Linked DNA regions of Homo sapiens: region 1 is linked to region 2. Evidence: read pairs that join two places in POLR2A ChIA-PET (ENCODE). Cell type or tissue: PC-9. All regions are shown on one strand. Each heading gives the region's core, and the rest is flanking DNA. Links, peaks and the distances in the headings are about the cores only.

Region 1 (4,394 bases), core at 93-4,092, 110 kb before region 2:
GAGCCAATCTAAAAAAAAAGCGGGTGATGTATTATTGATTCTGACACAGTCATGAAAGCACAGATTATGCATCTATTAAAACTTATATTTTATGACATGTTTGTCAGGTTTAATTTATGACTCATACACATTTCTGGCTCGGTAGCCACAAATTATCTCCATTTGAATCTTTATGATACAGTACATTTTCTTGCCAGAGTATTTTTTCAAATATCTTGATACATTGTAAAGAAAAACAACAACAAAACCCAGAAAACAGGCACCAAAAATTGATAAATAGAAAATATCATTTTAAAAAGCAGCTTCAAATATATATGTATCTCTTTCCACTTTCTTATTTCTTAGGCTAGTTTAATTTTTAATTTTTTTAAATATTTTAGGCTAGTTTAATATTTTTACAAATACATGATCATTTTTAGAAAAGTATGTACATAGATATTCATGTTGTCATGTTTAATTAGCTTAATATAAGCATGCATACACAAAAATATGAAACCGATGTCACCATCTTCATTATAGTAGCATTATAATGTAAAATTTCAAATGAGGAGAGAAAAAAATATATATATATCCTTAAGTGTAGAAAATAGCTCGGAGGGTGATTGGGAGGAGGTAACTGGGAATATTCTAGTCATGTGCAGAGACATGGATGTAGGAAGAAATATATGGTATGTTTAGGAAACAGAAGGAAGGTAAGTAGCCACATCACATAGATTATCTAGTCTTGTTAAGGATTTGGGTCCTTAACCTGAAAACAGATGGAAGCACATGCAAGTGGCTTGTTGACATTTACTGTTTGACAAGACCCTCTGAGTCATGTGGGGAATGAACTGTACAGAAGCAAAAGTTCCTGAAGTTTAGGGTGGGGCTCACCAGTTGTCCAGGCATTAGATGATGATGGTTTGACCTGAAGAGGTGAGAGCTGTACATACGGAGAGAAGGGAAGAGATCTGGGGTAGGGTTGGAATGCAAAACCAACAGCACTTAGCAATTGACTAGACACATGGAGTGAAGGAGACAGGTAGATGGAGGTGCCTTATTAAGACATAGGAAACATCGAGAGCAGCAGTGTGGTAAGATCAGCATTTGGACTTTTTTTTAGCTTTGCAATCTCTTTGAAATATCCAAGAAGACATACCACTGGTGCTCAGAAATTAGGTCTGAACTGGGTTCATGAGCGTGTTAACATATAGGTCATAATTAATTCAAAGATTGTGGATGGGATTGCTTAGGGAAGGAGTATAAAGCAAGGGTCCTCGGCTACAACTTGGGGAATTATTTTGCCCCTCAGGGGATATCTGACAATGTCTTCAGACATTTTTAGTTGACACAATTGGGGGCATCTAGTGAAGAAAGGCCAGGGAAGCTGCTAAACATCCTATATACTCAGACCAGCCCCCACAGCCAAGATTACCCAGACCAAAATGTCAGTAGTGCCAAGGCTGAGAAGCCCTAGTAGAGACTGCAAATGAAACGCGAGCTTTTAGGAACTTCACCTGAAGTCTTCCTCCCTCCTCCTTCCCTGGCTACTCTGACTCCCTCTTAATCAGTAGTCAGCTCCCTCCCCTGTAAGGAAAGGGCCTGAGAAATAGAGAAATCTAGAAAAGTGATCAAGGTTGGAGTTTAATGAGAAGTGCTGCAAAATTCCATCTGTGTGTCCATAAGATATACCTATTTTGTGGCCTGTTGAAAAATAACAGGTTTATGAATATTTTAGGAGAATTTATAAAAAATATTTTCCATACAAACTAAACTCTGAACCAGCATATACAATACTCCCTTTTGCAATACCAGCACTTGGCACTGTTTGTTGCTCATGTTCCTGAAGAGCAGAGACGGAGGAGGAGCAAACAAAACAGGGAGGAACACCAGGGGAGACGGGTGTCAGGAACACCAAGAAAACAGAGTTTTCAAAGAAAAAAATGAGCAACAAACAGTGCTAGGGAAGTAGGAGGCGGGGAATTTGGGTAGGAAAAAAAAGGATGAATCACTTTACATAGAAAAAAGCAAGCCCCACCTACAAATATGTTTCCAAATGACCATTTAGAGTTTGCTATTTGGATTTTATAAGCAGCTTGCTCCAGAAACAATGTTATAAGAAGTAGTTAAGTTTAAGGAAGAAGTAGTTAAGTTTAAGGAAAAACTACAAAAACCGGTTTAACCTGTATCTGTTGATGTTACAGACCAAGTTATAGAAGGCCATGAGTTTGGGAAGTTCAGAAGGATTTTTTTTTTGTTTTAATCAGCTGCCTTTCTCTTTCTCTTGGGAATACCCTTGGCCCCAATTTTTTTAAAGCTCATTTGTTCATCAAATATTTATTGAATACTTACATAGGCATTTGTTTAGTGTCTGTGTCCCCACTAAATTCTAAGCTCCATGAGGGCAAGTGCAGGTTTACTCTGTGCATTTCTGAATGCTACCACTACCGCCATTAGTGCCTGGCAGCCAGAAAATAATCATTGATTAACAGCTGAATATTGATCAAACGAACAAATATATTGCTAAAAAACGTTGTTTGCTTACTCTAATGTATTTCAAAAGGGTGGATTTCTATGCAGAGTTGCCATAAAAACTTTTTAAAAAGTAGCCTAGTAGTGTAGAGAACGATGTTTTGAATCAGAAAGGTGATCCATAAATAGGCCAGTTTTGCCTGAGAGCCTACCCTTGAATTCAGCCTTACTCAAATAGCATATATATATTTATAGTTCTATATTTCTTCCTCTCTTTGGGATATTAAAATCTTTCTATTTTTACCATGGCTGTGGTAGTGGTGATGCAAGCATAGCCCAAGCTAACAGTTTTAAAGTTTAGAAAGAAACCAGCCTATTTCCTTTAATAATAAGAGGAAATCTTCAGGAGACGGAAGTTTTTGAAATGGATGGAAACCTACTAACAGGATTAATATATTATCGTAAACAATTTTATGCAAAGAAACTTCCACATTGAACTTCAAAGGGGAAAGGAATCGAGACAGGAAAAATGGGTCAAGTGGAGAGGCCTTTTCTGATTAGAAGATAGTAAGTGGGGAGTCTTTTACAGGCCCTGACTGAAGCATGAGGCCTTTGCAACGTGCCTGTCTTATTGCTAAACAGTGCGACTTAGACTAAATAATACTAAAAAGCGAAAGTGGCCTCTCTGCAACAAAAACAGGCAGGAAGCAGTAAGAACTGGGCACCCCCTATGAAGCCACGGCATTAAGGCGTCAATTAAAGAAGACGACAGATAAAAAACTGCAAACATACACTTTAATGAGCCAGTAAATGTGCAGGGGTCCAGGACTTTTAAATATTCGAGGTCCTAAATAAAGATCCGTCTCAAAACAAAAAAGAAAAGAGTAAGATCCTGATTAAACAACAAATAAGACTTAGTCAATAGCCCACTTAATTTTACTCTGAAGTTTTTAAGTGTTGCCTTAAGTTTGTAATCAGCAATACATAGGTATATTAATAACTTAATATTAATTAAAGTTCAATGTGTATTTTAATAATTATACACATACATATTCAAAAACATAGCATTAAAAAGTTCTCTGTCACACTTAACAATCCACATCTAGAGATCCATGGTTGATCTAGAAAGCTGCAAGCACAAATGTTCATAACTGGAAACTTACTAAGTTTATAATCAAACTTAATAATGAATGTTTAGGCCAGGCACAGTGGCTCACACATGTAATCCTAGCACTTTGGGAGGCCAAGGTGGGCGAGCTGCTTGAGCCCAGAGTTTGAGATCAGCGTGAGCAACATGGTGGGACCCCACCTCCACAAACAAACAAAAAAAAACATTAGCCAGGTGTGGTGGCATGCACCTGTAGTCCCAGCTACTTGGGAGGCTGAGATGGGAGGATCACCTGAGCCCAGCAAGTCAAGGCTGCAGTGAGCCATGATTGCACCACTGTACTCCAGCCTGAGCAAGAGTGAGACGCTGTCTCAAAAAAATAAATAAATAAAAATAATGAAAGTTTAAACTTAATAATTAAAAATGAGTGAACAATTATTGAATGCACATTCTAATACTAAAGGCTTTACATGTATTTCATCTAGCCCTCACAACATATCTATAATAAAGGTAGGGATTATAATTGGACCCATCTTAGAGATGAAGAAAAAGAAGGAATAAGGAGGTTAAGTTACCAAGACTACAGCTTCAGAGCTAGAATCTGAACTACATATTTGTTTTAAAGTTCTGTAATGTAATGACAAACATAACAATAAGGAATTCAAGAGTTTTTTGGAAGTGCAGTAAACTTTTCACTGCTTATTTTGATTTCCTGTTTCTATTTTCTTCTCTCAATACTCCTTGTTCTCATCTTCTGCGTCTACACCTTCTACTTGAACAACACCATCCATTTCTACAGCTTTAGGTTCACGTCTAAGTTGAAGATCCAGCCTAG
Region 2 (4,394 bases), core at 232-4,231:
TTTCCCCTCCTCTCCCCTTCTAGAGACCTGCGGCAGCGCCCCCTTGCCTCCCCTACGCTCTTCCTTCTCCTCTTCCTTCTTTATGAATCTCCAGCAACTTTGGGTTGGCAATGCCGTCGCAGCCCAGCCAGAGGCGGGGACAACGCGAGGGTGGCCGCGGGAGGTGGAGGAAAGTTTGAAAAGTCACTTAAAGCACTGCAGGAACCCCCCTCCATGCCCACCATCACCCCCCAGCACCCACCCCACAGACGGCCGCTCGGAGCTCCACGTGCGAGCGGGCCCTGCAGAAGCTGGAGTTTCCCCTACATCCTCGCCAGAAAAAATCTTTCCCCAAGCGAAAAGTTCCCTGCTGCAGCACCACCCCTCTCCCGCTGCCCTCTCATCCCGCCCCCCCCCCCCCCCGCAAAAAAAATGAATCAGAGTTCGCAAGACGCCACCTGGATTCGCCCGCGGGCCCTGAGGGCGCGGCGCCCCTCCCCCGTCGGCGGGTGGACGGGTCGGGAGGGAGCCGGGGAGAGGGAGGCACCGGGCGGCCCCGGCCCGGACCCCTGCCCTCCCTCCCCGGCCCCGCCGCCTGGCTCACCTCTCTCCTGCTCCTCTGCCTGCAAGCAGATAGGGATATTCTTCTTCCAGCCGGGCATGGTGTCGCTCCCTGCGCTCGCTGTCGGGCTCGCTCTTTCTCGCTGGCTCTCTTTCTCCGGGGCTCTCCGCGCCTCCTCGCTCGTCCTCTAGGGCAGCCGCGCCGGGGCTGTTCAGCGGGGCTGGGGCGCCGAGGCGGCTCCCGGGCACATTGAAGCGGCGCCGCGCGCCCCGCGCTCCCCTCAAACTCGCCGGCGGCTCCGGGCGGCGGCGGCGGCGGCGGCGGCCGGGCCGGGCCGGGCCGGGCCCCGCCGGGCAAGGCTGGGGGCTGCAGCGGCGGCTGCCGCGGTGTGGCCGGGAGGCCGGGCCGGGCCGGGGGCGGGGAGCTGGTGCAGGCCGAGAGCGGGGGGCTGCGGAGCCCCCGGGAGTGGGCGCCGGCGAGAGGAGTGGGCTGGCGCCGCCGCCTCTTTCCCCTCCTCCTCCTCCTTCTTCCTCTTCCTTGTCTCTCCGCCGCCAGCAGGTGGGACTCGGAGCCGCCGCCGCACAAAGCTCCGCCGGCGGCAGGACTGAGGCTGCGGGCTCCCCGGGCGCCTCTCGGCGGAGCCTCCCCCGAGACGCGCGCGAGGCTGAGCGGGCACGGAGGGGGCGCGCGCGCTCACACCCTCCGCGCCCCGGGCGGCCTGCGAGGCGCGCCCGGCCTGCCAGGTACCGAGCCTGGCACCGAGCTGCTGGTGCGGAGCCCACGCCGCTCCACCGCGGCCGCCACTCCCTCTCCGCCTCCCTCCCCGAGCCCAAACTGGCGGCTCCTCCGGCTTAGGCGACGACCTCGGTGGAGTAAGGGGCAGTGTCCTTCCCTCTAGTCCCTCCTCCGCGCCGCTCTCCCTACGCCCTGGCTGTCGCCCCCTCCCCCAAGTTGAGACTTGCAGCTACGGATTTGCTAACTTCGCCCTCAACTGAGGGAAATAGCAACTTTTGGGATGGTCAGCGCTGGTCCCAGGAATACGTTTCCTGGCAGGGTGGGGAGGGCGTGAATGGAGACTCTCTTTTGTTTTAAATGATGCAGGGAGACCTTGGCTGAGTGAATATGTAATCGCTGTCTTCAAGCATAGGAAGGGCTTTATGATCAGGTTTTATGATTAGTTTCTTCCCCTTGTCATAGGCTCATAGAAAATCGGTGGAAAAATGAGTCAGGTGGGAGGGAGACAGCTTTGTGATACAGCCTGGAAGATTCTGCCCAGACATGGGACTCTTGCTTGTGGTTTCAAAACGGTAATGCTAGGAGGGGCTCCTGACAGTGTTCCAGGTGACATTCGGTGACTGTCCTGTGGAGTATGACATCTGCCTCTGCCTCAAGGCTGGGGGCTGGCTAGAAAATACCTGTCTGTCCCTCCGGAGTATCTGATGTGGACCGAAGAATTTAGGGCCCCTGAGGCTGTAACTACTGGTTTGTGGTTGTTGGGGCCCAACCACTGCACTGCTATGAATGACTCGGTGTCCTGCAGTTTATTTTGGCCTCTGAAGGAACTGCAGTTTGCTCTCCCGAATTGAGGACATTGGCTCACACTGGCCTTCTCTCCCTCTCCTCTTGGAAACATAGTAATACTGCCAGAGAAATATATTAATTAGAAAAGGCTGAAAGATAGAATCTTCTTTTCCTCTGCCACTGCATAAGCGGTCTTATCGGGTGAGGACGTTTGCCTCTGCTGCTGTCCCTGGCCTGGGTGGCTGTCTGTCATTACAGAACTGCCCAGCTGCCAAAGCAAATGGCTATCTCTCCTAAGCACTGGAGAGGCTCAGGTCCAGAAGCTTCAAGGATAGAGGAACTGAAGGGCTAAATGAAGGGCAGAGTCAAACCATCCCAGGGGGTTAGCAGTAGAAATCCTGTCTGAGCTGTTCAAATCTTCTTTCCAGACTCTTTGAGAAGTAAAATCCAGAAAATCAATATGAACGTCACACCTGTCACCTTTAAATGGCCCACCCTTCATCCTAAAATGAACAAGACTCCTTGGGTACTTTAGTCTGCTCCTAACCTTGTTTCAAGGTCTAGTCCTGCCAATTTTATATAGAGAAAGGCATTTGCCATTGATTTCCCAAAGGGACAAGGACAATCAGGCCATAACCAAGACATTTGATGTATGTATACAAGCAAAGACCTAGGTTTTGACAACAAAGAAATGACCACAACATTTTACAGCAGCTTATATAACATTTATATGTCCGTAGTGGGTCTAACAAGTATCGTTCTGGAAAAGCCACGCAATAAATGCCTTGTGTGGACTGAATCATACTCATACAGTTATAGTGCAATCAGCAGTACACTTGTCCTGCCAAGGTGAGTGATGGATTATAGTGCAGAGGAAGTTCCAGCTTACACCTGTTAATAGTATTTTAAGCCACATAGGCAAAATTCCTACAATGTGGTAGACTCTGGGCTAAAAGCTAAGGATACAAAAAGAAAATTATGCTCATGCCTGTAATCCCAACACTTTGGGAGGCCGAGGTGGGAGAATCACTGGAGCCCGAGAGTTTGAGATCAGCCTGAGCAACATGGCGAGATCCTATCTCTATCAAAAGTAAAAGAAAAAGAAAAAAAATTAATTAGCCAGGCATGGTGATGCACATCTGTGATCCCAGCTACTCGAGAGGCTGAGGTGGGAGGATCACTTGGGCCCAGTGAGCTGTGATTGTGCTACTGCATTCCAGCCTGGGCAACAAAGCTGGATCCTGTCTGAAAAAAAGAAAAAGAAAAAGAAAGAAAGAAAAAAGAAAAGTATAGTTTAGTAGGGAAGATCAAGTTAATGCCTTCTTCTGTGTGTAAGGGTCAGATATTATTTTATGTATTATACAAGTGAGATTGGTTAAAGAACCTCTTAAGGATAGATTCGTATCCTTCCCATCACAAAATACTTATTGTCTAAACACTTGTTCACCAATATCCAATGTCTTGTGTCATCATTGTACGTACACCAAAGTTATCAACGAGGCCCTAAGTTCTCTCAAGAGGAACCATGGCTTAACTCTCTGCATCCCCAGAGCCAGAGACAGTAAGCATTCAATCAATGTTAGTTGATGATGATGGTATTTAACCTCACTTGAGCCACACATAGCACATCACCACAGGGAAATAGCCCTTTAATGAATCCTTTTCATGATACTGTTGAGATCACTCTATAATATCAGACCAGAAAAAAAGAATGAAATCACTGAACTAGAAATACCATCTGACCTAGCAATCCCATTACTGGGTACATACCCAAAGGTTTATAACTCATTCTACTGTAAAGACACATGCACACATATGTTTATTGTGACACTATTCACAATAGAGAAGACTTGGAACCAACCCAAATGTCCGTCAATAATAGACTGGATAAAGAAAATGTGGCACATATACACCATAGAATACTATGCAGCCATAAAAAAGGATGAGTTCATGTCCTTTGCAGGGAGATGGATGAAGCTGGAAACCATCATTCTCAGCAAACTATCACAAGAACAGAAAACCAAGCACCACATGTTCTCACTCGTAAGTGGGAGTTGAACAATGAGAACACATGGACATAAGGAGGGGAACACCACACACCGGGGCCTGTCGGGGGTGGGGGGCTAGGGGAGGGATAACATTAGGAGAAATACCTAATGTAGGTGACAGGTTGATGGGTGCAGCAAAACACCATGCCAAGTGTATACCTATGTGACAAAACTACACATTCTGCACATGTACCCCAGAACTTAAAGTATAAGAAAAAAAAACTTAAGTCTGAAATACTTGGTTTTATTGTCTAAAATCATCTTATGTTCAAAGCACCATTTAT

Evidence for each region. Peaks named below come from ENCODE experiments on the same cell type or tissue, not always from the same donor. Only the 100,000 strongest peaks of a DNase experiment are listed, where the experiment ranks them.
Region 1: POLR2A ChIA-PET joins it to region 2 with 6 read pairs; 3 of 35 experiments call an interaction of 5 or more read pairs at or near these places.

What each region holds. Positions count from the first base shown.
Region 1 is chr12:66,959,381-66,963,774 of GRCh38, forward strand. It overlaps a transcript of GRIP1 not described here. Among named protein-coding and RNA genes, the nearest start is that of GRIP1, 280 kb to the left of the region's middle. In PC-9, for the core only: no CTCF peak of the experiment used is centred there; DNase peaks (open chromatin) are centred at 101, 821 and 2,111; H3K4me3 peaks cover 1,321 bases; H3K27ac peaks cover 1,683 bases.
Region 2 is chr12:67,068,467-67,072,860 of GRCh38, forward strand. It overlaps a transcript of GRIP1 not described here. Among named protein-coding and RNA genes, the nearest start is that of CAND1, 200 kb to the right of the region's middle. RefSeq lists a silencer at 1,223-1,282. In PC-9, for the core only: no CTCF peak of the experiment used is centred there; DNase peaks (open chromatin) are centred at 455, 695 and 1,925; H3K4me3 peaks cover 1,986 bases; H3K27ac peaks cover 361 bases.